3 separate regions of the Mus musculus genome follow, and regions 2 and 3 are each linked to region 1. Evidence: chromatin loops called from intact Hi-C (ENCODE). Cell type or tissue: heart. All regions are shown on one strand. Region 1 has its middle 4.7 kb from the start of Sp2. Region 2 overlaps Kpnb1 (karyopherin (importin) beta 1). Region 3 holds the start of Cdk5rap3 (CDK5 regulatory subunit associated protein 3).

Region 1 (8,000 bases):
TTTGGGATCCCGCCCCCTGGAGACTAGGTGGCTCCCAACTTCCTCCATTCCTTGGGCTCTCTTCTCTGCCCCCAGGTCAGGGAGAGGTGCTGAGGGCAGGGTGGACGATGAGAGAACAGAGGGACAACTTTCAAAGGGGTCTTCCAGGTAGTAGCCTGGCAGGCTAAACATAGCATCTGGGCTGATGTTTACCAAGCAGTTATGGCCCTGTCCCCCATACACCCAGATTATGTGTGAGGTGCTACGCACGGGACTCGAACATCCTAGAAAAATCCTAACCTGTAAGCAACACTTTCAGTGTGTGGGTGGGTGGGTGGGGGATGTCAGTTATTTCTCTAGGAGGGAGAAGGGTACAGATGGCAAGATAGGGACATGAAAATATACAAAATCTCTGGCTTGGTGGTGTCCCACACTTCAACCAGAGTCTAAAAAACGCTCAAAGTGACTCTGCCCCATGGAAGGTGTGAGCCCAGATCCCTCGCCTTTAGTTCCTATTCAGCTAAACATGGCTGTCAGGCTTCTCCTGAGACAGACCCCCTACTCTTTCCACATCAAAGGAGGCTGTCCAGGGGAGTCCTTGTCTTTACTTGGGGGGCAGCTGAACTCTTAAGAGAGTTTTGCCATCTCCTACATTCCATCCCCACCTGCATGGAGAAGCCCAGGACCTTCAGCTGGGGATGGGGGATGCACACTGCTAACCACTTAAAAGGGCAGGTGAGAGAGCATCTCTCCAGCAGATGCGGACCCAGAGTCTTTGAACAGAAGAGGGTGGGGCCTCTGTCTGAGGATGCTAGGGGACCTTAAGCCAGGGCTTACAGCCTGAACCACTGGGTTGTGGAGGCACCAGAAAGCTGGTCCCTTCCTTTTCCCAGCTGAACTTTTTCCTCCCCACCTGAGTCCAGACTTCTAAGAGAGTCCTTCTGGTGTGGGGACAGCGATCTGAGTAATGTCTCAAGTGCCTACCCAGCTGGGTGGACTTGCCCACGGTCAGGCCCTACCTGGTGTGGTTAGTAGCCACTCCCCAGGGACAGGCCAGGGAAATTGTAGGGAAAGGACTGAAGTTGAGCGGTAACCTAGTCCAGCGGGGTGCTATGAAGAAAAACCCAGTGTGGGGAGAAGGCGCTAACCTTTCCTCCTGCTGGGATTGGGGTCCACACTCTGAAGGCCAGGGAAGTTAGGGAGGAAAGGTGGCTTTGCTTCCATGACCCCTCCCCCTGCCACCAGCTTCTCACTAGAGTGGGCCGGGCTGGTCAGGACCTGCCTCCTGCCTTCCTCCGCAATTGCTCCCCGTGTTACTGCTCTTGATTTTTTGAAGCCAGATCAAAGGTGGGACCCAGCTGGGAGCCCTAGTAAAATCTCAGCAATGTGGAGCCTTGGAGTTTCAGAGGTGAAACCAGGAACCAGGGGAGGAACCAGCCCAGGCTGGGACTGCAGGGGTCAGAGGCCAGGGGCAGAGTGGGAAGGGACCTGGGGCAGGAGCAAGCTAGAGCAGCAACTTAAAGGCTCCAAGCCGAGCGCTTTGGCTGGCGCTGTTGTCCTTTCAATACAGTGACACCCCCCCCCCCCAACCTCAGTGGCCAAGACAAGAACTCCTCTCCAGCCCAGAGTCCCACCCTTCCACCACCATCTGTTCTGTCACCAGTACTTTTCATAACAGTGAATTCTCAGCTTAGGGGACCCTATTGCTCTCAGCGGTAAACAGCAGGATGGTCTGCTTCCTGGGCCTGGGTGCAGAGTAAAAAATATCTTTATTTCTCATTTTTATGGAGTTGGAGGTTAAACCCTCACAATGCAGGTAAACACGAGTTCTTTCCTTTTTTCAATTTTTTTGTATTGGTCTCCTTATGTGGTACAGGCTAGCCCGAAACTCATGATGGTCCTCTTGCCTGAGTACTCGGATGTTGGGTGGGCACTGCCACAGGAGACTTTCCTCTTTCTTTTTTATACTTTCCAAATGGAAACTTAAAGCTAAGATGCAGTCCTGTGTCCCAGGCCTGCCCACACATTCTTCCTAGTGGTGTCAGATCCCTTCCAGGTGAGCCACGAGACTGCTCTTATCCTTCAAAAGGTCAAATATGTAGTATGTATGTATGTATGTAGATATTGGTGTCTTGCCTGCACATGCATCTGTTTGTCAGATGTGTGAGCTACAGATGGTTGTGAGCCATCCTGTGGGTTGCTGGGAATTGAATCTGGGTCCTCTGGAGGAGCAGTCAGCGCTTGTAACCTCTAAGCCGTCTCTCCAGCCCCCTCCAGAACTCTTCTTGCTTCCCCTGCCTTCTCCTTCTTCTCCTTAACCTGTCTCTCTCCTTGCTAGGAACTGCCTTGCTGTCTTCTAGTACTGTGGCATGGAAGAGGTTAACTGTTGGGTGTATAGCTGTTCTGAAGATATATTCTTCAGGGGGCTGGAAGATGAGTGTTGATAGAGTACTTGCGGCCCAAGCATGAAGACCTGAGTTCAGATCTCCAGTACCCATGTCAAAAACAGTGTGCACATTCATAACCCAGGTTCGGGGAAGGTGGAGACAGAAGGGTTTACTGGCCCCAGTTTAGCTGAATCTGCAGGTTCTGGTTCAATGAGAGACTGAGGACGACAACTATCGCCTTCTTATGACCATATGCACACACATGTGCTTGTACCAGAACTCACACACCACACACACATCCACACAAAAGGCATGCCCCGTGCCTTTTGTAGGGAGATGCTGTAGGGTGGAGCAGCTGAGTGTGTGTGTGTGTGTGTGGGGGGGGGGCATCCCAAGGCCCTACCTTCCTTTTCTCAACAGTCTTGACTAGGACCATGAAAGACTGGGAGCCATGCCCATCAGAAATGACCATGTCTTCGGCGCTCAGCGCTTACACTGTCCCCTGGCTAAGCCTTCCTTAACTAAGGCCTCTGTCCTCAGAACTGCAGGTGGTTTGGACCAAGTCCTGAGTCTTCCCTGCATTGAGGTGATGGCTGCCAGGCAGAGCGGGATGGGCAGTAAGTATGTGGGTCTGGGTACAGAGGAAAGGACAGGAGTGCCGTCCTACAAATTATGCTATCATCAATTCACTGTGACCTCAGCCAACTCCAGCACCTTCTCGAGCCTTGGTTTCCCCTGGTCATAAAATATGGGGTTAATTGTCCCTCCTAGGGAAGCTGGGAGGGTTAATTGGGCAATGGCTCTGAAGAGAAGGAGATCTATAAATACAAGGGATCATTAGAGGGTATTTCACAGCCGTTTTGTGGCCCCGATGGTATTATTAATATGATTATTGTTATTGTTATCGCCACCATCACCCACTTCCCGAGTCTCTGCCAGCTGGGTCCTGCTTCCAGGTGAAGGAGCTCTGCCAACAGCCTCTGTGACCCTCCACCCTCAGGAGTGTCGGGGACCCCTCAGGAGGTTATTTCATTGTGGCATTACAGAGGGGGTCAAGAGCTTTAAGGGGAGGGGGTGAGGGGACGTGCCATGCTTGCTTAGTGAGGGCTAAAGGCTTTTAGTCCAGGGATGACCCTGGTCTGCTGTGGGAAGCCTGGACTCGAGAAGCCTGATGGCTCCATGGAAATGTGCTCATGGTGAGGAGAGGGCCAGCAGGAGTTTGAGGTGGATGGTGTTTTCTGGGACGCTGAGGGACGGGCAGATGGGGATGTGCTCTCTTGAGGAGGCAAATGGCTCTTCTTAAAGGAATCTCTTTGTAGGGGTCCTAGGATTCTTAAGGCCCAGGGATGAAGGACGGCCTAGGCTGGCCAATAATAGGCCCAGAATATCCACCAGGTTATCTGTGTTTCCTCCTTTGGGCATGTAAAACCACGGTCAGGGGCTTCTGAAATGCCTTGGGTGCCCTCTGGCGGCAACACGTGAGTGCTACAGAGGACCAACACCTGCCCAGAGAGCACTTCCTCCTGCCCTCGGCAAGAAGGAAGAACCTACCGGAGGGAGGGATGGCTGGAATGTCCTTGCTGGGAGATTCTGTGGCAGTTGGCCAGCAGCCATCCACCTGGCCAGGAAGGCCAAGGGTAGAGGGAGCTGTGGGGTCACAGCAAGGGACGGAAGTGGTATCCCTGGGTTTGCAACACGGGCAGTTGGTGGCTGTATGTGTGCACCAGGATGCACACTGTGGGGAGCTAGAACATACGAGGGAATCCACCTTTGGCGTTCCTGGATGGTTCACCCAAACCAAGGGTTTTCCCATCAAGCCACTGTCGGGGTTTATGCATCAGGGCGTCAGGGATGTATGGGAGGGTCTTCTCCATAGGTGGAGAGAGAATGAAGAAAGAAAACCAGAGGAGGAAAAGGAAGAGGCAGAGGCCATGGGGAGATCCTAAGGCAAAAGTGAGCATCCTCAGAAGGCTGAGGGGGCTGTAATGGTTTGAAGAATTAGCCTGTCAAACTTGGGCCATAGGAGGGAGTGTGACCCGGTGTGGAGGCCAAGGCTGCCTGCCCTTAGACAAAGGCAGTCAGGACATGCTTCTAGACCAAGAGCAATGTTGAGCCTTGTGGATCTTTCTATATCTTCCTGGGGACAGAGACCATGACTCCGTGTGTCTCCTTCAGTGTGCTCAGCACCCTTGGGGACTCTGGATAGACAAGGGCAGCCACATGCAGAAGAGAACAGAGAGGGCTGGGAAGCAGGGAGAGCCCAGAAGGGCTTCACAGGAAGCTGAAGCCAGGGAAGCAATAGAGCGGACATGGAGCAAGCTGAGCCCGAGTGAGAAGTGCTCAAAGGACCGCCAACAGCTGTGCGCCTGCCAGCGGCACTGTGCCGGTAGTGGAGGGCGCGCGGTGGAGGTCAAGGTAAACATGGACCATACGTGGTGGAGAACGAGTAACTTTGCACACTAGAAATGGGGACAGAGTGGAAACGTGGACTAGGAGGAGGCTCAAAGCAGCTGGAGGCAGCACCGACAGAACTTGCTTCCAGACCCACCAGGGACAAGATGGCGCTGTGACGTGGGTGATGTGGGCAGACACAGCTGGAACCGCCTAGCCACCTTTGCTCTTCAAACACCACTGCAGGTAGGGTGGAACAAGGAGCTCTTCAGGGATGGAGAGGCAGGAGTGGGTTGGCTCAGGGCCTTTGGTGAAGGAATGCTTTGTTTACATCTGCCTTGCTTACACATGGATTACCTGAGGGTCTTCTTCATATAGGTGCTCGGCTCCATCCTAGGGACTGACATCCTGGGATGAGACAGGAGCCCAACTTCAGAACTGCTGAGTCTGACGTATAGTCAGGACTCTGATGTGGTTAGAGCACTTGCTTTTTGTGCACGAGGCTCTGGGTTCAATCCCCAGTATAGGAATCAGGCATAGTGGAACCTGCTGCCTAGTCTCTTGGAAATGGAGACCTGTGAGAAAAAAACAGTTGTGCGGTGGTCTGAGGGGGCTTATGAATGAACTTGAAAGACTCATCGGTAGGGTAGGGAATGTGGTTCAGTGGACCCTGGTTCAGCAAGCATGAGGCCCCAGATTCAATGCCCAGTACAAGGGGCAAACAAGCAAACACAAAGGGTCCCTGTTTTTGTCTGTGCCTTTAATAACCTAAAAACAAAACAAACGTACACCCCTTTAATCCCAGCACTCAGAAGGCAGAGGCAGGTGGATTTCTGTGACTATGAGACCAGCTTGGTGTACAGAGTGAGTCTACAGGGCTACACAGAGAAACCCTGCCTGGAGAAACGAAAAAAAAAACCAGATAGCCAAAACCCAAAAACAAACAAACAAACTGACAGGCTTTAAAAGGGCTGAACCATTCATTTTAAAACTATTGGTACCAGTTGGGTCTGGTGGCCCATGCCTGAGAGCCTAGCACTTGGGAGGTAGAGGCAGGAAGATCATGAGTTCTGGGCAAGCCTGGGCTATTTGAGACCCTGTCCTAAAAACAACTAACCACCCAATCACTACTACTGGTGAATCCTAGGTTTTCTCACTGTCCCCCACCCACACTTTTCATGTGTTCTTCATGAGAGGGCCTCTGGGAAGGACAGAGTTAGCTACCTCCAGCTTTGTCCTAGAAGAGGTTTCCACCCAGCAGGATAGTCAGCCCCACCTCCCCACCAAAACCCCTGCACCCTAATGTACCTGAGTCACTGAATCCGGGCGGAGCCCTTGGCTACACAGCAAAGCAAGCCAAACTGGAAACTGGCCCTGGGAACAGAATGTATGGGCTAAACAAGTCTTATGCAGATGTAGGAGTATGCAAAGTCATTCTTGAACTCCGAATCCATTTCCTGATCATCTCGGATAGAAGGCCCAGTTCTTCCACTGTAGCTCAGTCCCTTAGGGCAGCCATGAGGGAGAATGGGGCTCAGTGGTAGAGACTGCCTCCGATGTGGGAGGTCCTGGCCTTGATTCCCTAGCCCTGAAACAAACAGAAGTGAAAGAGTGGGAGAAGGGAGTCCTTCATGTAAGCCAGTGACAGACCAGGGCAGCCAGCACAAGCAAGGCGAAGCTTGACTGGGCAGGAGTGAAGAGAACAGATTTTGTAGGACAAAGGAAAGGCTTACCTAAGAAGAAAGGGAACTCCTATGTGTTTAGGGACTGTGACACCTTTCCTTGAGAGAAAAGACTAGGGAAGCAAAGAAAGGTGGGGAAAGGCATGAAAGACAAGAGCATGGAGGGTATGTGTGCGTGTGTGTGTGTGTGTGTGTGTGTGTGTGTGTGTGTGTGTGTTTGTGTGTGTAAGGGTGAAGGACCCAGTTTAAGCAGAAAGCTTTGATTTTATAAAGGACATAGAGTCCCAATGAAGGAACGGTGCGTGGGCACACATGTGCACACGGACGCCAGAGCAGGACATACACTGGGTCCTGCTCTGTTGCTGTGTCTCACAAAGCCTGGAGCTAGGTTGGCCACTGGCAGACTCCAGCCATCCTCCGGTCTCCGCCCTGACCTCACATGTGAGAGGTGGGGTTACAGAGGCTGAACTCCAGCTTTTCACACGGGCTCTGAACTCAGGCCTCTTGTGTTTGAACAGCAAGTGACATCTTCCCAGCCCCAAGTGAAGGATTCTAGCTCCAGAACTGATAGCATCTGATGTTTGGTGTTTCAAAACCTAACCAGAGAGAGGTAGACTGGTAATTCCAAATTACTACACTCTAAGCATTTGGCTCTTTATTGTTTATTTATTTATTTTTTTGTTTGTGGTTTGTGGTGTGTGTGTGTGTGTGTGTGTGTGGTTTTTGTTTTAGACAGGGTTTCTCTGTGTAGTCCTGGCTGTCCTGGAACTTTCACTGTAGACCAGGCTGGACTCAAAGTCAGAGATCTGCCAGCCTCTGCCTCCCTGCTGCTGGGATTGAAGGCCTGGGCCACTGCCACCCAGCTTGGCTCTATATTTTGTTATCACTTTATCTCAGCAACCTTTTCTTCGAAGTGACAGGAAGAAGGAGGAGGAAGATAGAAGAGGCGAAGAGAAAATGTAATGAGAGCTGGGGAACAGCTCGACGATACAGTTCATGCTTAGTGTTTATACAGTTCATGCTTAGTGTTGGGGACTTGATCCTCAGCAAATAAGACCCCAGCAGGGATGTATGTGTCTCATCTACCTGCGATCAATGTCTCTCAAATGTTGATTTGGGAAGCTTTGTTACATGTTCTTATAAGTTAATTTACTGGATGTAAAACATTTTTTTCTCACTGTGGGTTAAAACAACAAAACAAAACCAACCAGGAAGGGTGGTACTATGAGGTGGATGTGTGAGTGCTCTGGCTTCAACAAGAGTCTAAGGGTCCACTGCAGATGGGGTGTGGGGTTTCCTACCCACGCAGGTCTCAAGCCAGCGTGAATTCCCTCTGAGTGCTACGTACAGCTTGCCTAAGTTAGTCGTTCGCAGAGGGCCTGGAAGAGAAAGCTAAACCTACCTGTGGTGCCTGTCAAGCACGGCCCCTCATACAGGAGGAGATGAAGCAGAGACCAAGCAGGGTCGCTAGGATGCCAGCGTGCAATTCTGCCCACCTGAGGCGCAGGCTAAAATGCAGATTCTAGGCACACACACCCCGCCCCCCGGGAAATAGCAAATG
Region 2 (8,000 bases), 190 kb before region 1:
TGTAGAGATTGTTTTTCGGCTTACCAGATTCCCTTACTAATAAGACAATGCATGTTTTTGCCAGTTTCAGGTATTTATACTGGTAGTTCTGTTGTGAACACAAGGGGGCAGCAGATTGTCAGCTTACTGAAGTGGCCGCAGGGAATTGTTTCCTTAGGACCAAGATGTGTAATTGACAACTTACCAGCTCTGGAGAAGTAGTCAGCTATGGGGAAAGGGTGTCTCTGACTGGGGACCTTGAGCAACTTTATCTTGAGTGACCCTTGTGTATCTCGTGAGCCAAAAAAGCACTGTATATCAGACTTAGTTGATTTTTCATATACATTTCCTGTGTGTTTTGAAAATACAGAACAGCCTCAGGTGTTCCTATCCATCTTGTTTTTGTTTTTGTTTTAATTAATTAATTAATTAATTATATGTAAATACACTGTAGCTGTCTTCAGACACTCCAGAAGAGGGAGTCAGATCTCGTTACGGATGGTTGTGAGCCACCATGTGGTTGCTGGGATTTGAACTCCAGAACTTTGGAAGAGCAGTCGGATGCTCTTACCCACTGAGCCATCTCACCAGCCCTGGGGGTTTTTTGAGAACTTGTTTCATAGGACTTGGGGCTTGCTGGTGGGGCTGGTAGCCAGTGAGCCTAGGACTCTACTCTCTCTGCACTGTAGTGCTAGGATTATGAACTTGTAAATCATAGCCAGTTGTTTTCTGTTTTGTTTTTAAAACAGGGTCTGACTATGTAGCTCTAGCTGTCCTAGAGCTCATGTGTCCCACTGCCTGTCAAGTGCTGTTGAAAGCATGCACCACTGTGTCGGGCAGCACACAGTTTTCTCATGTGCGATCTGGACAGGAAACTTTGCAAACATTTTACTAGACTGGGTTATCTTTCTAGCACTAGATGTCAGGTTATTAATAGTTTTTTTCTTTTTAATGTATTCAGGGATGACCCTGAGTTTCTGATTCTGTCTCCCATCTGCTAAGTATGGATCATCTCCCACTGACTTGTGCAGTGTTGGGGACTAAACCACAGGCTTTGCACACGCAAGAGAAGCACTGTAGCAACTGAGGTTCATCCCCAGTCTAAGAATGTAGTTCTAAAAGTAGGCATGGTCCTTTAATATACAGGAACGTGGTGCATAGATCTGCATATGTGTGCTACATAATGCTGACGTTGATCAGAGTATGGCCACCAGCTCCAAATACCACAGCGAACACAACCCTGGCATTATATACCTGCTGTCGTTCTTACTGTAGGTCGTAGCATTCATCATAACAACTTGTGTACTTTGTGTTTCTCCTCAGGCAGCAGAGCAAGGACGCCCCCCGGAGCACACCAGCAAATTTTACGCCAAGGGAGCACTGCAGTACTTGGTGCCCATCCTCACACAGACACTGACTAAACAGGTGAGCCTCTAGACTGGTTGGTTCCGTAGGGAACAGCTTCCATGCATGACGTTGGCGCCATCTGTTGTGGATGACTCAACTTGGGACTAGCTGAGCTGAGCCACTGAGTTGTGCCTGAGTGTTTCAAACATTTTGGTTGTGAACAAACCTTGCATTGCTGTGATTTCATGAATGCTATAGCATTTATACTCATGAAACATGTGTTTTGTATAAGTTCCAATAAAGATAGGTTGTGGGTAGTAGCAGGAAGCTTGCCTGGCATGCACCTGTTCCCTCTGCTTCAAAGAAGAAAAAGAAAAAGTAGAATTGATATGCTACCTATAGGGCTCTTAAAAGTCTGTTTTAGTATCTGCAATAGTTTCATGAAATCATTGGATTTATGTATGTATTTTTAAAAACGAATAAAGTTGGACACATCCAAAAAAGGACTCTTAACCCATGAAAAATACTTGTTAGGGGCTGGGAATTTGAGCTCAGTGGCAGAGTGCTTACCCACCATCATGTATGAAGCCCTGAGGTTAGGTCTTCAGGGCCACCTAAAACAAGGTGTGTGCCTGTGATCCTAACACTAGGATCTGGAGGTGGGAGGATCAGAAATTCAAATTCACTTGGCTACCTAGTGAGATCTGTCAAAAGAACCCTGGAACCTAATCCAAAGCCTTCCATGTCAGTTATTATTCATTACAATGGCTAAGTGATGGCTCAGGGGTTGAGAGTGAGTACTGGACTCAAGTAGCTACAGCTGCCAACTCCAGGAAGACCTGTATTTCTGGCCTGCCTTCACAGACACATGCATACACATATTTTAAACACATTCATTCATATTTGTAAACAAGAGCAAGTTGTCTTTTTGTTCTATTTTCTTAAGACAGAATTTCTCTGAGTAGCCTTTGCTTTCCTGGAATTCTGTAGACCAGACTGGCCTAAAATTCACAAAGAAAGGTTCATTACAAAATCAAAATCAAAGCTGTCTTGAAGATCTAAGTGATGGGTACATACAACATTCTTAGGTTTTTTTGTTTTGTTTAAGCTTTTTTTTTGTTTTGTTTTGTTTTTTGAGATAGGTTTTCTCTGTGTAGCCCTGGCTGTCCTGGAACTCACTCTGTAGAGTATGCTGGCCTCAAACTCAGAGATTTGCCTGCCTCTGCCTCTCAAGTGCTGGGATTAAAGGCATGTGCCACCACGCCTGGCTTGTTTAAGCTTTTTGAGGCAGGGTTTCTCTGTGTAGCCCTGACTGTCCTGGAACTCCACTTTGTACCCCATGCTGACCTGGAGCACAGAGTTCCACCTGTCTCTGCCTCCTGAGTGCTGGGACTAAAGGCAGCCAGAGGTCTCATGAGCACTGGATTTTATACCACTGCTCTCCTCACTTTATCCATTGCATTGTTTCCTGTTATCATGTTTATGAACTGTTACTAAGAGAATCTCGCAGTGTCCTGTGTGACTCTGAGCTGTGAAGTATTCTGTGCCGGAATGTACATGTTTCTCGGTGCATATCAGTCTCAGAGTTTGTTAGGAATATGCAAGTTTAATAGCTTTGACCCTTTTTTTTAAATGTATGTCTCTGTGTGTGTTGCTTCCATATGTCTGTACACCATTTGTGTGGCTGCTATTCTTGGAGGCCTAGAGAGGGTATCAGGTCTGGAGCTAGTAGCTATTGAAGACAAGCCCCTCTACATCTCTCCAGCATCTGCAATGCTTACCAGGAATGCCTTTACTTTTGAATATATTTGCTATATTTTTTCCTCCTGAACAGACTTTTTTTTTTTCTTTTTTGAGACAGGGTTGCATGTATCACAGGCTTATCTCAAACTTGATATATACTTTGACCCTTTTTCCACCTACCAGTGTTGGAGTTACAGGGGTGTTGTAGCATGGCTGCTATATGTATTGTTGACAACCAGTCTCAGGCTTTGCAAGCCCTCTACCAACAGCTACATTTCCACCTGCTGTTGGTTTGAGACAGGATCGTTGTACACCTGGTTAGTCTCAAACTAAGATAGTCCTCTTTCCTCAGGCTCTTAAGTCTTACTTTTACAGGTGTGCTCCACCAGCCTGGGCATTCTTATAGGTAGTGGAGGTTTCTTAATTCTATTGTACATGATAATTGTATTCTTCCATCTGTTTCTTGGGGTGACGTAGGTTATGCTGTGATGAAATGTGAAAAAAGTTTTTTGTTTTTTTAAATCAGTGTTTTATATTTTACTCCCTGATTAAGCTCTAATGATACTTGGGAGTATATAGCAAGCCTTCTAAGTGAATTCATTGCAAGAAAAGCTTACTTAGGCTGGGCGTGGTGGCGCACGCCTTTAATCCCAGCACTGGGGAGGCAGAGACAGGTGGATTTCTGAGTTTGAGGCCAGCCTGGTTGCAGGACAGCCAGGGCTACACAGAGAAATCCTGTCTCAAAAAAAAAAAAAAAAAAAAAAAAAAGCAAAGCAAAGCTTACGTAGTGCCACATCTGTCACCAGGATGAAAACGATGACGACGATGACTGGAACCCTTGCAAAGCAGCTGGGGTGTGCCTCATGCTCCTGTCCACCTGCTGTGAAGATGACATTGTGCCGCATGTCCTTCCCTTTATTAAAGAGCACATCAAGAACCCTGACTGGCGATACCGGGATGCAGCAGTGATGGCTTTTGGCAGTATCTTGGAAGGACCAGAGCCTAATCAACTGAAACCATTAGTCATACAGGTAAAGCCCGGGGAAGTTTTAGATTTGAAATGGAATGGGGGTGGAGAGTGCGCACATGTAATATATGTGTGACTCTAAATAATCACAAAGATTTCCAAATAATTGAATGGTTCGTAGCACAGGCCTACAAACCCAAATCACACATTCTTGTGGGGATTAACAGGTCAGTTGCTCAAGGGTGCCACCCTTAACTGGATAATAGTGAGACCATCCTATGCTATGCAATACATTTCCTGTCTTAGTATAGTTTCTTGTCATTAATGGTGAAATATATAACTTTTAAAATTTAGTCATGACCAAGAAACTTGAAAAAAAGAAAAGGCTTTACCTTATATCTCTTAACTTAGCACTTGTTTTCTGTAATTTTTGGAGAGCAGGATATGGAGCTCTCACTATGAAGATTGTCTTACCAGGATCTTTTCTTATTTTCTTTTTTTTAAATGCTACATTGTAAGCATTTTCCTGTTGCTTTTGGACTGGAGAGCCTCCACATATATCCCAGGGTAGCCTACTGCCTCAGCCTGTGAGTGCTGCCATATCCACTAGCTCTGAGCTCCAGGGCTCACAACGAATGTCTTCACTCAGCCTTCTAAGCAAATGGGAATTATACTGTGCAGTGCTTAGCCATTTACTCTGTGTTTGTTTGTTTGTTTGTTTGTTTGTTTGTTTGTTTAGGGTCCTGTGTGTTGGGCCTTAAATCAGGATGTGGGGTGATGCTGGCCTTGAACTCCAGATTTTTCTACTTCCACTACCCAAGTGTTGGGTAGATAGGCTCACCCCCCCATTTCTATAATTTTTAATGGTATTATTCTAGTCTTTGAACAAAATTTACATTATGTAATGTAGTCTTTCTTATGGAAATATTTTTATTTTGCTGGTATAAATGACAGAAGAGCTCATGGTAATTTAATTTTGTGCATAAAGAACTGAGTCTGTCAGGATAGAAGCCAGTGCCACTGTGATCACTTCTTGTCTTTACCTGTTCCATATAGACTGCTTGAAAGTATCCACTACAATCTTGAATCATATATGGAATTTGGTGAAGGGAAAGAACATTTTAAACTGTTTTGTTTACTGTTATTATTTTGTTTTACAAAGGATCTAAGAACATTCTATCATTATATGGGGCCAGGGATTGTTACTATTTCACATGAGGTCTTTGTAACTCAGGCTGGCATCAAACCTGGTACATACATAACACATACTAGCCACGGGTGCCCTTCGCTGCCCTTAGATCCCAAGTGCTGCAGATACAGGCATGTGCCACAATGCCCGTGAGTATTTCTTCTGAATGATAGTCGTTATGAATTCCTTTTGTTTTGCTTTATTGTATTTACAGGCTATGCCCACCCTAATAGAACTAATGAAAGACCCCAGTGTAGTTGTTCGAGACACAACAGCGTGGACTGTGGGCAGGATCTGTGAGCTGCTGCCTGAAGCCGCCATCAACGATGTCTACCTGGCACCCCTTTTACAGTGTCTGATTGAGGGCCTCAGTGCTGAGCCCAGGGTGGCTTCAAATGTGTGCTGGGTAAGGGATTTTCTTCCTGGTGAAGGCAGGAGCTTGTCCGAGCCATTAGGAGGTGTGGGAGAGAAAGGTTACTTGTCTCATTGAAAGGCGTGCTCTGAGTTCTGTCTCTTAATGTCTTGAGAAGCCAGAGGGAACTGTACTCCGATTCGTTCCCAGAGCACTTGGACTGCACCTGCTGTACTCCTATGCTTGTTTTTAGATGAAAAGCTTTGTTTAAATGGGGTTTTTTGTTTTTATAACAAGGAAAAAGACAGGGATGAAAGCCAAAGGGGGTAGGCAGCCTCTGTGCTGACTCTGTAGGCTGTGTAACTTACTGGGGATAGAGTTTGGGAAAGGAGGAGTGGGGCTAAAATCCTGTGGTCTGTGTGTGTTTGAGACAGTTTTTCTATATAGCCCCGACTGTCTTAGAACTCAGTCTGTAGACGAGACAGGTCTTGAACTCACAGAGATCTGCCTGCCTCTGCTTCCATCACCCGGCTAAAATCCTTTTTTAAGAGTGTAAGAATAGGAAATGGTAGGCCTTAGTAAAAGAATTCTGCCACTTAGAGAGCTGGGCAGATGACTAGGCATCCACAGTATAAATACTTGAGGTATATGAGTGTTTGGTCTGTATGCATTTATATATTCCTTGTATCTGGCTGGTTCCAACCCCTGGAACTGGAATTACGTGTAGTTGTAAGCCAACTGTGGGTGCTCGGGACTAAACCTGGATCCTCTCTGCAGGACAGCAAGTGTGCTCTCCCATACTTAAATTTTCATCATCTTCATTATTATTTATTTGGAGACAGGGTCTCACTATCTAGCCCAGAAATTATGAGTGGATGCTTATGTATACATGTTTTTAAAGTTTATTAGCACAGCTACATCCACATAGAATTATAATACTCGTAGTCAAATAAATACATGACCATTTCCTAATAGATTCCCAGGCATGGAGTCTCTAGTGGTTTCCCTGGTAGACCACATTGCATTAGGAGTTGTCTCAAGAACCTGTTGGGAAATAGAGCCTCTTGTTTTTCCTTCCCTCAGATCTACTGAAGCTGGCGTTAGAACCAGTTGTGAATTGCCTGATATGGGTGCTGAGAAATGAACTGCTTTTCTCAGTGATCTTTTTTCTTCAAAACAGAGATAGCTCTGGCAACTAGGCTGCCTCTCCCCACCCCCTCAAAACTCAGAGATCCCCCTGCCTCTGCCTCTCAAAGTGCTCGGAGTAAAGGCGAGCGCCATCACTGTCTGATCCTTTAGATTATCTTAAAGCGGGTGGGGCAATGAGAGAATCCTGTAGTGGGCTTCTCTTAAGACTAATCTTAAACTGGCGTGGTGGTGCATGCCTTTAATCCCAGCACTCGGAAGGCAGAGGCAGGTGGATTTCTGAGTTCGAGGCAGCCTGGTCTACAAAGTGAGTTCCAGGACAGCCAGGGCTACACAGAGAAACCCTGTCTCGAAAAACAACAACAAACAAACAAAATCTTAAATCTCTACATTCCAGGCTTTTTCCAGTCTGGCTGAAGCTGCGTATGAAGCTGCAGATGTAGCTGATGATCAAGAAGAACCAGCCACCTATTGTCTGTCTTCTTCCTTTGAACTTATAGTTCAGAAGCTATTGGAGACCACCGACAGGTAATTGATACCCACTGGAGCCCGTGATGCACCCCTCACTGCTGTTGCTGGAGAGTGAGGCACTGGGACCACAGAAAGGAAGCCTGCTCTTTTCAGAACTGAGGAGAGGGTTTGGTAACCACGAGAGAGCTAGGGAGGGTGTGGTATCTAGACTAACACTCGCTCCCATGAGTTTTTTTTTTAATGGTTTTTCGAGACAGGGTTTCTCTGTGTAGCTCTGGCTGTCTTGGAACTCTTTCTGTAGACCAGGCTGGCCTTGAACTCAGAAATCCGCCTGCCTCTGCCTCCCGAGTGCCACCACGCCCGGCAGTTCCCGTGATTTTTGTTTCTTTGGTTTGCTGGTTGGTTTTTTGTTTTTTGAGATAGGGTTCCTCTATGTAGCCCTGGCTATACTGGAACTCATGCTGGCCCCAAAGGGGTTGAAGGTGTGCACCACCACACCCAGCTACCAACCATTTTTGCATCCTATTTACAGTTATTTGTGATAGGTAATGTCTCTGAACTGCATCCCCAACCTCTGGTTTTATTTTTGGGAAACTGTTGTCTGCTTTATGAGCCCCTTTATCCCTTCTTGGCTGAGGCCTGACTTGCATTGCGTCCTTGTAGACCCGATGGACACCAGAATAACCTGAGAAGCTCTGCGTATGAGTCTCTCATGGAAATCGTAAAGAACAGTGCCAAGGATTGTTACCCTGCCGTGCAGAAGACCACCCTGGTCATTATGGAACGGCTGCAGCAGGTGCTTCAGA
Region 3 (8,000 bases), 66 kb after region 1:
GTCACTCTGAAGGCTGGTGAAGGACACAGAGAGGCCACTGCAGCTGAGCCATCGTGGCAGGCCAAGGGTGGGCACAGGTGTGTCACACAGAGAGCAAGAATGGAAGCTAAGGAGGCTGGCATGACCTGGGTTTGAATCCCAACCTCCCCAGCATCAACTGTATCGGTGTTGGACGAGTAACCATGTAAGCTTTGGCTCTCTCACCTTTAACTTAGCTACTAATAGAATCCGCCCTGTCTGTGAGTTGTTATAAGGATCAAATTAGATACAGCTTATAAAACATCAGATCTACACTGGCAGGTGGTTATCACTTAGTAAACAAGCTAACCATAACAGAGGGCAGGGCAGCCTGCTTGCAGGGCACCTGCACTGTGCGGCTCTGTCCTTCCGCATTGCAAAGCCTGGCTGGCTCAGACTCTGTCCCTCTTCACCGTCCCCTCTTCTAAATCAGCAGAGACATTTGAGATTCATGATCAGAAACCTTCTGCAGCCTCTCCTTACTGAGAGTTCCACAAGCAAAGTCCTCCCTCTCTCCCAAAGCTGGCAGAGTGAATGACTTGAACAACCTGGTCATAGGTCTACCCATAGGCCTCAAGTGCCTCATGACCTAAGAAAAGTTCAGGATGCCTGTGTCCTCTGGGCTAGTTTCCCCCTGGGGTCAGTGGTTGGGCAGAACTATCATCAAAGATCTGTGAGTCAGCACGGAGCCGTGGGTAGGGGTGAAGTGCTGGTGGTCTCTGTTTCACCCTCACGACTCAAGAGGATTGGGTCTGCTAGACTGACTGCACAGCCCCTGCTGTGCCCTGGTGTTGGTTCAAGGAGGAGAGATACCCTTGGAGGGTGTGGCAGGGCCGGGCCTCGTGGGATGTCCCAGGGAACTTGCACCACGTTATTGGAACCCAGTGTTTAATCATAGGGGAGTCTGAGCAATTCCACTTGCTTGAGTCAGCATCCTGACATGGGAGCCAAGTTCCCATGAGAGCTCTGAAGAGGCCCTCAGTTCCTCTCTGTGGACTATTTCCAGGGATACCTCTCAACTTACTTTGTAATGATAATGATTATATATTTTATATGTGTGTATAGTTCACAAACCATGAGATCACGTAGCTACAATATGCTGTCAACTGTAAAAAGTTCTGAACATTTAAAAAATATTTGTATTGTTTTTATTTTATGTGTATGAATGTCTGGCCTGTGTGTATGTGCATTAGAGTCCCCCTGGATCTGGAGTTACAGGTGGTTGTGAGTGGCCATGTGGATGCTTGGATGCTGGGAACTGAACCCAGGTCCTCTGCAAGAGCAGCCAGTGCTCTTAACTGCTGAGCCACCTCTCCAGTCCCCTAATTCTTTTCTTTTCCTTCTGTTTCTGAGACTGGATTTACCTATTCTGGATAGCCTCAAAATCACTATGTGGTCCAGGATGACCTTGAACATCTGAGCCTCCTGCCTCCACCTCCCACCTGCTGGGATTACTGATCTATGCCACCTCATATATGTGTGCTAGGGATGGAACCCAGGGCTTCAGGCACACAGGCTCTGCACTCTACCCACTGAGCTCCATCCTTGCCCTGCGCTCTGCATCTTTAGTGTGTTTATTTATTTAAGCCCCTAAATAGAAGCACCCTGAGATAGGCTTGCTGTTATCGCTACCTCGAGAGAACTGTGGCTATTGGAGAAGTGTGGAAACTGTCCAAATCTCACAGGGCCAGAATCTTGGTCTTCCCACTACAGCAGCACACCAGGCAGTTCAGTCCAGGGTCCACTAAGCCCTGAGTATTGTGTTGCGTTGGGGAGTGATTGAAGAAGGAACACGGTATCTAGAAATGCCGTCCCTAGGTCTGCAGGGTCACTGGGATTATGTCTTTCTCTCATCCTTTCAATCTTTCCACTTCTTGTTCAAATCTGAAGCCCGCCCTTGAACGGAGCTGCCACGACAACTCAGTTTGTGACTTTCCAAGCTGTCTTTCTTTTCAGGCTAATGACTGTCTGCAGTCTAAATACAGACTTGAGTACCTTCTGCACACTGTCCGCTTGACAGTCCCCAGCATTGCCAACTCCACAAGTTCAAAGCCCCTCCTCTCCAACACATGCTCCACAACTGGTGTCATTATCTCAGGTGGTGGCACTCCCACTCAACACTTCAGTGTCATCTTTGTGTGTGTGTGTGTGTGTGTGTGTGTGTGTGCTTTGTTTTTGGAGACAGGGTTTCTCTGTGTAGGTCTGGCTTTGCTGGAACTCACTTTGTAGACCAGGCTGAATTTGAACCCAGAAATCTGCCTGCCTCTGTCTCCCAAGCGCTGGGATTGAAGGCGTGTGCCGCCACTGCCCAGCTTGAGTGTCATGTTTGAGTCCTCCCTCCTCACCCATTTGGCCAATCTATTGCCAACGCCTGTCTGTTTTCCTCCTAAATTCTGCTTATCTCCTCCCTACAGCTTCTGACCTAGGTGAGGCCCAACCTCTCCCTTACAGCCTCCTAGTTGCTCTGGACACAGCCTTATTGCCCATTAGCCCATCCTCCTAACCAATATGTGTTATGTCCTTCCTTGTACCAAACCCTTCAGTGGTTCCTCTCTGTCTGCAGTGTGAAGTCCAAGTTCCTTAATGAGGGACTCTTTGTTACGATCCTTATATTTTTACAGCCTCCTCCCGGGTCACTGCCTTAAACCTTTTACTGTATAGAGGTGGGTCTGAGGTCAGCTATAGGTGGGAGACCTGTGTAGTGTCCTCTTGAGATCCCTCGTGAAACAAGGGACCTTGCACTTCACTTTGTCTTGGACCACGTATATTTTGCCGGTCTCCCCTGCTTGTCTTTCCCTGAACCACTCTTGCAGCTGTAGTTTTAAAGTTTGTGCAGTCTCTTCCATCAGAAACAGCCTTTCCACTCCACCAGGAACACCCGCCATCATCCTTCCTTCTGCAACTTTTTTTTTTTTTTTTTTTTTTTTTTTTGGCTTTTCGAGACAGGGTTTCTCTGTATAGCCCTGGCTGTCCTGGAACTCACTTTGTAGATCAGGCTGGCCTCGAACTCAGAAATCCGCCTGCCTCTGCCTCCCTGCTGGGATTAAAGGCGTGTGCCACCACGCAACTTTTTGTTTACTATTCAATGAGTGTTGCTTCCTCTCCCTTCCCTGTCCCAGTCGTCCAACAAGAATCGGGTGCTCAAAAATCGTATTTATCATAAATGGGAGGACAAAATGTGACGAGAGCCTCAAGAGACCTGTGACCTTCTATATGTGGTAAAGGGAGAAAATGGTGGGAAGAAAGTATTTTTTTTAACTACTTTCGAAACGCCATCGGGAAGGTGCTAGGACCTGTTCCGCGCATGTGTTCGTTCTCTAGCTGGGGGCTCCGCGCCAGGCTGATGAAAAAGCAGCCTAAAACGGCTCTTGGGTGCCCCCTACCGCCATCGTGCAAGTGTAACATCCCTTCCTGGAGATCACCCGGCCGGAGCCCGCCTCTCGCCTTCCATTGGCTGTCAGCTATTCTCCCGCCCCTCCGGTACTCAACCAATCAGAACATCGTGATGGGCGGGGCTTTCAGCAGAGGGGCGGAGCGTGGTCTTGGATTGGCTCCGCTGAAGACGGCGACGTGGCTGAAGGAGGCCGGTTTGTTTCGGAACTGAGGCTCAAGCACAGCCGCTCAGGATTGGTGCTAGGCTGGGCCGGGGTCTTTGGCCGGAAGCGGAAGTGGAGAAAGGATGCAGGTGTGGGGACCAGGGCTGGAGAAACTGGGTCTTCTCTGGGATTCCTGTCCTGCCTCCTCAAGTCCTCCCGTCCTCTGTCGGGTGCTCTGCCCCTGCAGGGTGGCGGTTGGACTCGTGGAATGAGCGCGCGCGAGGCGCATCGCCTTCCCGCGTTCACGCCCTCCCTCCCGGTCGTATTTCCCACCAGGACCATCAGCACGTGCCCATCGACATCCAGACCAGCAAGCTGCTCGGTAGGAGAGGGCGCCCCCGCGCGGTCGGCTCTCGGGGGAGGTCTGCTAGTTGCCCCCTGTCACCAACCAGCAGCCAGGAGCTGTGAAAGTCCCAGCTGAGGTGCTTTACTCCAGCGAACTGTTTGCTCTGCAAGGAAGGAAGCATGGAAAGTCTGTACTGGCTCCGTGTTTTCTACTTTTAACGTTTCTCACGTAGTATCAAATCGTATTCAGGCACACAGGACAAATGGATAGTGTTAAAGATGGACAGTTAAGCAAATGGCTGATCCATTTGAAACCTAAGTCTGTTTGGTTCTGTCTTCATGCATTTTGCATTATTTGGGGTGGGTAATCCTCTCCCATCTATTTAAAAAGTTTCTCTCCTTGGATTTAGGGAGAAGAGGGCCCTAAGACTCACATACAGACCTTTTATGCCAACCATGGTGGTTCACACTGGTAACCATAATACTTGGGAGGCCGAGGCAGGAGGATTGGTGGCAGTTCTCAGACAGCCTGGCTTGCATAGCAAGTACCAGCCTAGTACTCCCCGCCCCCCACCCCCACCCCCCCAAAAAACCTTTAGTCTTAGCACTCAGAAGGCAGAGGCAGGCCTTGGCCACATAGCAAGCACCAGGGCAGCCAGGACTACATGGAGAGACACTATTTCAAAAGAAAATGACAGAGAGACAAGAAGACCTTTTAGTGACCAGGCAGTCTCTGCATCTGGCTTACATCCCTCATTCTGTCACTTCTGGGGGTGTGTACAGCCCCTGGCCCTTGTGTTCACCAGATACGCCAGTCCACTGGTAACACGTCCTTAAGAGGGTGTTTGCCGACCTCAGCCCCTGGAGGAATTCTGGTGTCTGCTGTTTTCCTTTCTGACAACTTGAGAAGAACTCAGAGTCAGAATTTCTGATACTGTTGTTGCTTGAGAGAAATTAAGCGGTTGAAAGATTTGTTTTAAAGGAGAGGGAGTATTCAGTCCTTTGATGGACACTGGTGAGTCCTCCCAAGTGCCTGCCAGGCACGGGCCACCATGTATTCATAGTGTATGGGCACCCGCTGCATCTACCTGGGTGTGCCAGTTTGTCCTCGAGTCCTGAGAAGAACCAGTAGGACACCGCTCACCATGGAGCATTTGTTCCATCCCCGCTGCTATTTTATACTTGTCTTTGTTAAGATGAAATCACTAAGGTTTTGTGAGCCACTGCGAGGCACAAGGCTCGGTGCATAGGGCCTCATCTGATGTGTGGGGAAACTGAGGTACAGAGAGATGGAAAGGAACTGAGAGCCAGCAGGATGGCTCAGTAGGTAAATGTTCTTACCGGCAAGTCTGATGACCTGAGGTCAGCATCAGGACCCCTGTGATGGAAGGAGAGGCTTAGATCTCAAAAGTTGTCGTCTGACCTCCACTTGTGAGCTGTGGCACATGTGCATACATACATTTATGTGCATACAGAGTAAATAAAGTTAAAAACAGACGAGCGGGGCTGGTGAGATGGCTCAGTGGGTAAGAGCACCCGACTGCTCTTCCAAAGGTCCGGAGTTCAAATCCCAGCAACCACATGGTGGCTCACAACCATCTGTAACAAGATCTGACTCCACTCTTCTGGAGTGTCTGAAGACAGCTACAGTGTACTTACATATAATAAATAAATAAATCTTTAAAAAAAAAAAAAACAGACGAGCGACTAGGTTGGGCCATGATAGTGCACACCTTTAATCCCAGCACTGGGGAAACAGGCTTTCTGTGAGTTCGAGGACAACCTGGTCTATGTAGTGAATTCCAGAGGGCAACCTGGTCTACATAGTGAATTCCAGAACAGCCAGGGCTATGTAGAAAGAACCTGCCTTAAATAAATAAATAAATAAATAAATAAACCGTCAGCACCCTCCAGCCTTCGGGGCGCGGTAGGTGTTAGGGGCTTTGCAGTTGTTCGTTCATCCGGTACTTGGCATAACCACCTTGTGTTTTCCATTGTGGCGGTTAATCCCAGCCCCGAGGAAATGGAAGTTGAGCAGCACCCTCTGTCAACACGAAAGATATAATTACACACAGAAGCAAAATATTATGGAGACTTTAGAATGGTCAAAAGTGGCACTTTCATGTTGGGACCAATTTAAAGTTTTCCTTTATCCCTGTGTTAAGGCGGTTGCTCTGTAAAACTCATACGGGGATAAAGCCGGGGCGCCAGGGACTGTTTAGCCCAAGCGACTCTCTGCGTCTGTCTGTCTTTTCATCTCTTCCCATTCCTCTCTCTTAGCTAATACAAAGACTTTTGTTCAATATCCAGTATGTGGCACTTGAACCAGTGAATTCCCAGTGGGCAGTTAGTGGTATGGCGGGCTGTGGTGACCGGCTGGTTCTCGTGCAGACTGGCTGGTGGACAGAAGACACTGTAACCTAAAATGGCAGAGCCTGGTGCTGACCATCCGGGAAAAAATCAACACTGCCATCCAGGACATGCCAGAGAGCCAGGAGATTGCCCAGCTGCTCTCTGGATCCTGTGAGTGATCTGGAACCCCCCCCCCCCCTTCCTGGAGTCACCAGGGTGGCCCCCAGAGTGAGAATTTTTTTTCTGAATCGCAGATGCTGGTTGGCAGCAGAGTACAGGGGTCAGCCACCTGCAGTAGCCAAGGGGAGAGGAAGGGAGGTGGAATTCTGAGAGTCCTCATTCTTACTTTCTAGACATTCATTACTTCCACTGCCTAAGAATAGTGGACCTTCTTAAAGGCACCGAGGCGTCCACCAAAAATATTTTTGGCCGGTACTCTTCACAACGGATGAAAGTGAGTATGGCCAAGGACTGGTAGTGTGCAGGTGGGGACATCCACGGCCTCTGCAGTCTCACTGGTGAACAAGCCAAGATGCCTGATCTTTGTCCCTATAATATATACCAAAGTGGACCTGTCCACTGGGCTTACACATCCTGACCGTCGGGGATCACTGTCACAGTCTCATCATTATGTGGGTGGTCCAGCCAAGGTTAAAGCTGGAGGAAGTTGAGGAGTTTGTGTCTGGTATGCTAGGAGGCCCGGGGCAGCCTTCTCTGCAGGTTTTGGCTGGGAGGAAGCTGTGGCTGCTCCCCTGGCTGATGTCCTCGCTCTCCTTCTCAGGATTGGCAGGAGATCGTAAGCCTGTATGAGAAGGACAACACCTATTTAGGTAAAGTTGCCCTAAAGGGGCCAAGCATCCATGAGGGGGCGGGCACGATGCTGTGGCTCTGAAACAGCCAGCTGATAGAGAGCTTGGAAGGAAGTGGGGTGCGGCGCAGATGTTGCCTGATTGTAGGTGTGAAAAACGGTTTTGCACGTGCTCCATGAGAGGGAGAATCAGGCAGGAAGTGAACCTTCGTGTGCCCTACTGAACAGTCATCTGGCCTGTCTCTCTCCCTTGGGGAGGTAGTGCGTACTGCCCCCACCCTCGCTGTGTGTGGGGGCCATCCTGTGATGTGTGGGCCATATTGGGAGCCTGAGAGGAAGCAACTAATGGTTGATTATAGTTTGGATCATGACTCTGAATAGTAAATAATTGTAATTATTAATGTATACCAAACACTCTGGGTTTTGTTTTATATGGATCCACAGAGAAAACACAATAGTCCCTGTTCGGCAGCTAAAGATTGAAGCAGAGAGGGTACACAACTTGTCTTGGGTCCCATAGCTAGGAATGGAGAGGCTGAGAAGCCAGCCCCCGTCTCCTCCACCATGCTAGGGCATCTGTGTGCACCTCAGGGCAAGGGTATCCTACAGTCAATTTCCTGGGCCTTCCTCAGTGGAACTCTGTAGCCTCCTGGTTCGGAATGTCAGCTATGAGATCCCCTCGCTGAAGAAGCAGATTGCCAAGTGCCAGCAACTGCAGCAAGAATACAGCCGCAAGGAGGAGGAGGGCCAGGCTGGGGCCGCTGAGATGCGAGAGCAATTCTACCACTCCTGCAAACAGTATGGCATCACGGTGAGCAGCACTTCATTGCAGCCAGACAGTCTTGGGACTGGCTCTCTCCGGGCTCAACTCCACTGCAGCTGGCGGGCTTCTTTCTCAGTTGGATTGTGCCCGGCCTGGGTCTCTCTCACCTTCCTACAGT

What was found. Hi-C counts contacts between places; a loop is a spot of excess contacts. Peaks named below come from ENCODE experiments on the same cell type or tissue, not always from the same donor. Only the 100,000 strongest peaks of a DNase experiment are listed, where the experiment ranks them.
Region 2: it touches region 1 in a loop (4-fold over the local background); 5 of 42 quality-filtered maps call a loop at or near these places.
Region 3: a loop joins it to region 1, with 2.2 times the contacts of the local background. A loop is called at or near these places in 6 of 42 quality-filtered maps.

Annotation. Positions count from the first base shown.
Region 1 is chr11:96,978,415-96,986,414 of GRCm38, reverse strand. It overlaps a transcript of Sp2 not described here. Among named protein-coding and RNA genes, the nearest start is that of Sp2, 4.7 kb to the right of the region's middle. In heart, a CTCF peak has its summit at 3,833 (motif pointing left); DNase peaks (open chromatin) are centred at 3,834 and 7,814; H3K4me3 peaks cover 463 bases; H3K27ac peaks cover 1,164 bases; H3K27me3 peaks cover 4,881 bases.
Region 2 is chr11:97,169,153-97,177,152 of GRCm38, reverse strand. It overlaps Kpnb1 (karyopherin (importin) beta 1), which reads left to right. Exons shown (of 22, transcript NM_008379.3): 9 at 1,303-1,404; 10 at 3,876-4,100; 11 at 5,440-5,631; 12 at 7,121-7,251; 13 at 7,858-8,000. Among named protein-coding and RNA genes, the nearest start is that of Kpnb1, 15 kb to the left of the region's middle. In heart, a CTCF peak has its summit at 94 (motif pointing right); no DNase peak of the experiment used is centred here.
Region 3 is chr11:96,912,087-96,920,086 of GRCm38, reverse strand. Cdk5rap3 (CDK5 regulatory subunit associated protein 3) reads left to right here and starts at 3,573. Exons shown (of 14, transcript NM_030248.2): 1 at 3,573-3,703; 2 at 3,891-3,936; 3 at 6,291-6,422; 4 at 6,605-6,705; 5 at 7,033-7,081; 6 at 7,692-7,870. The coding sequence starts at 3,698. Gm11525 (a long non-coding RNA gene) reads left to right here. Exons shown (of 4, transcript XR_880186.3): 4 at 1-1,152. In heart, CTCF peaks have their summits at 3,393 (motif pointing left) and 3,978; a DNase peak (open chromatin) is centred at 3,516; H3K4me3 peaks cover 1,904 bases; H3K27ac peaks cover 3,708 bases.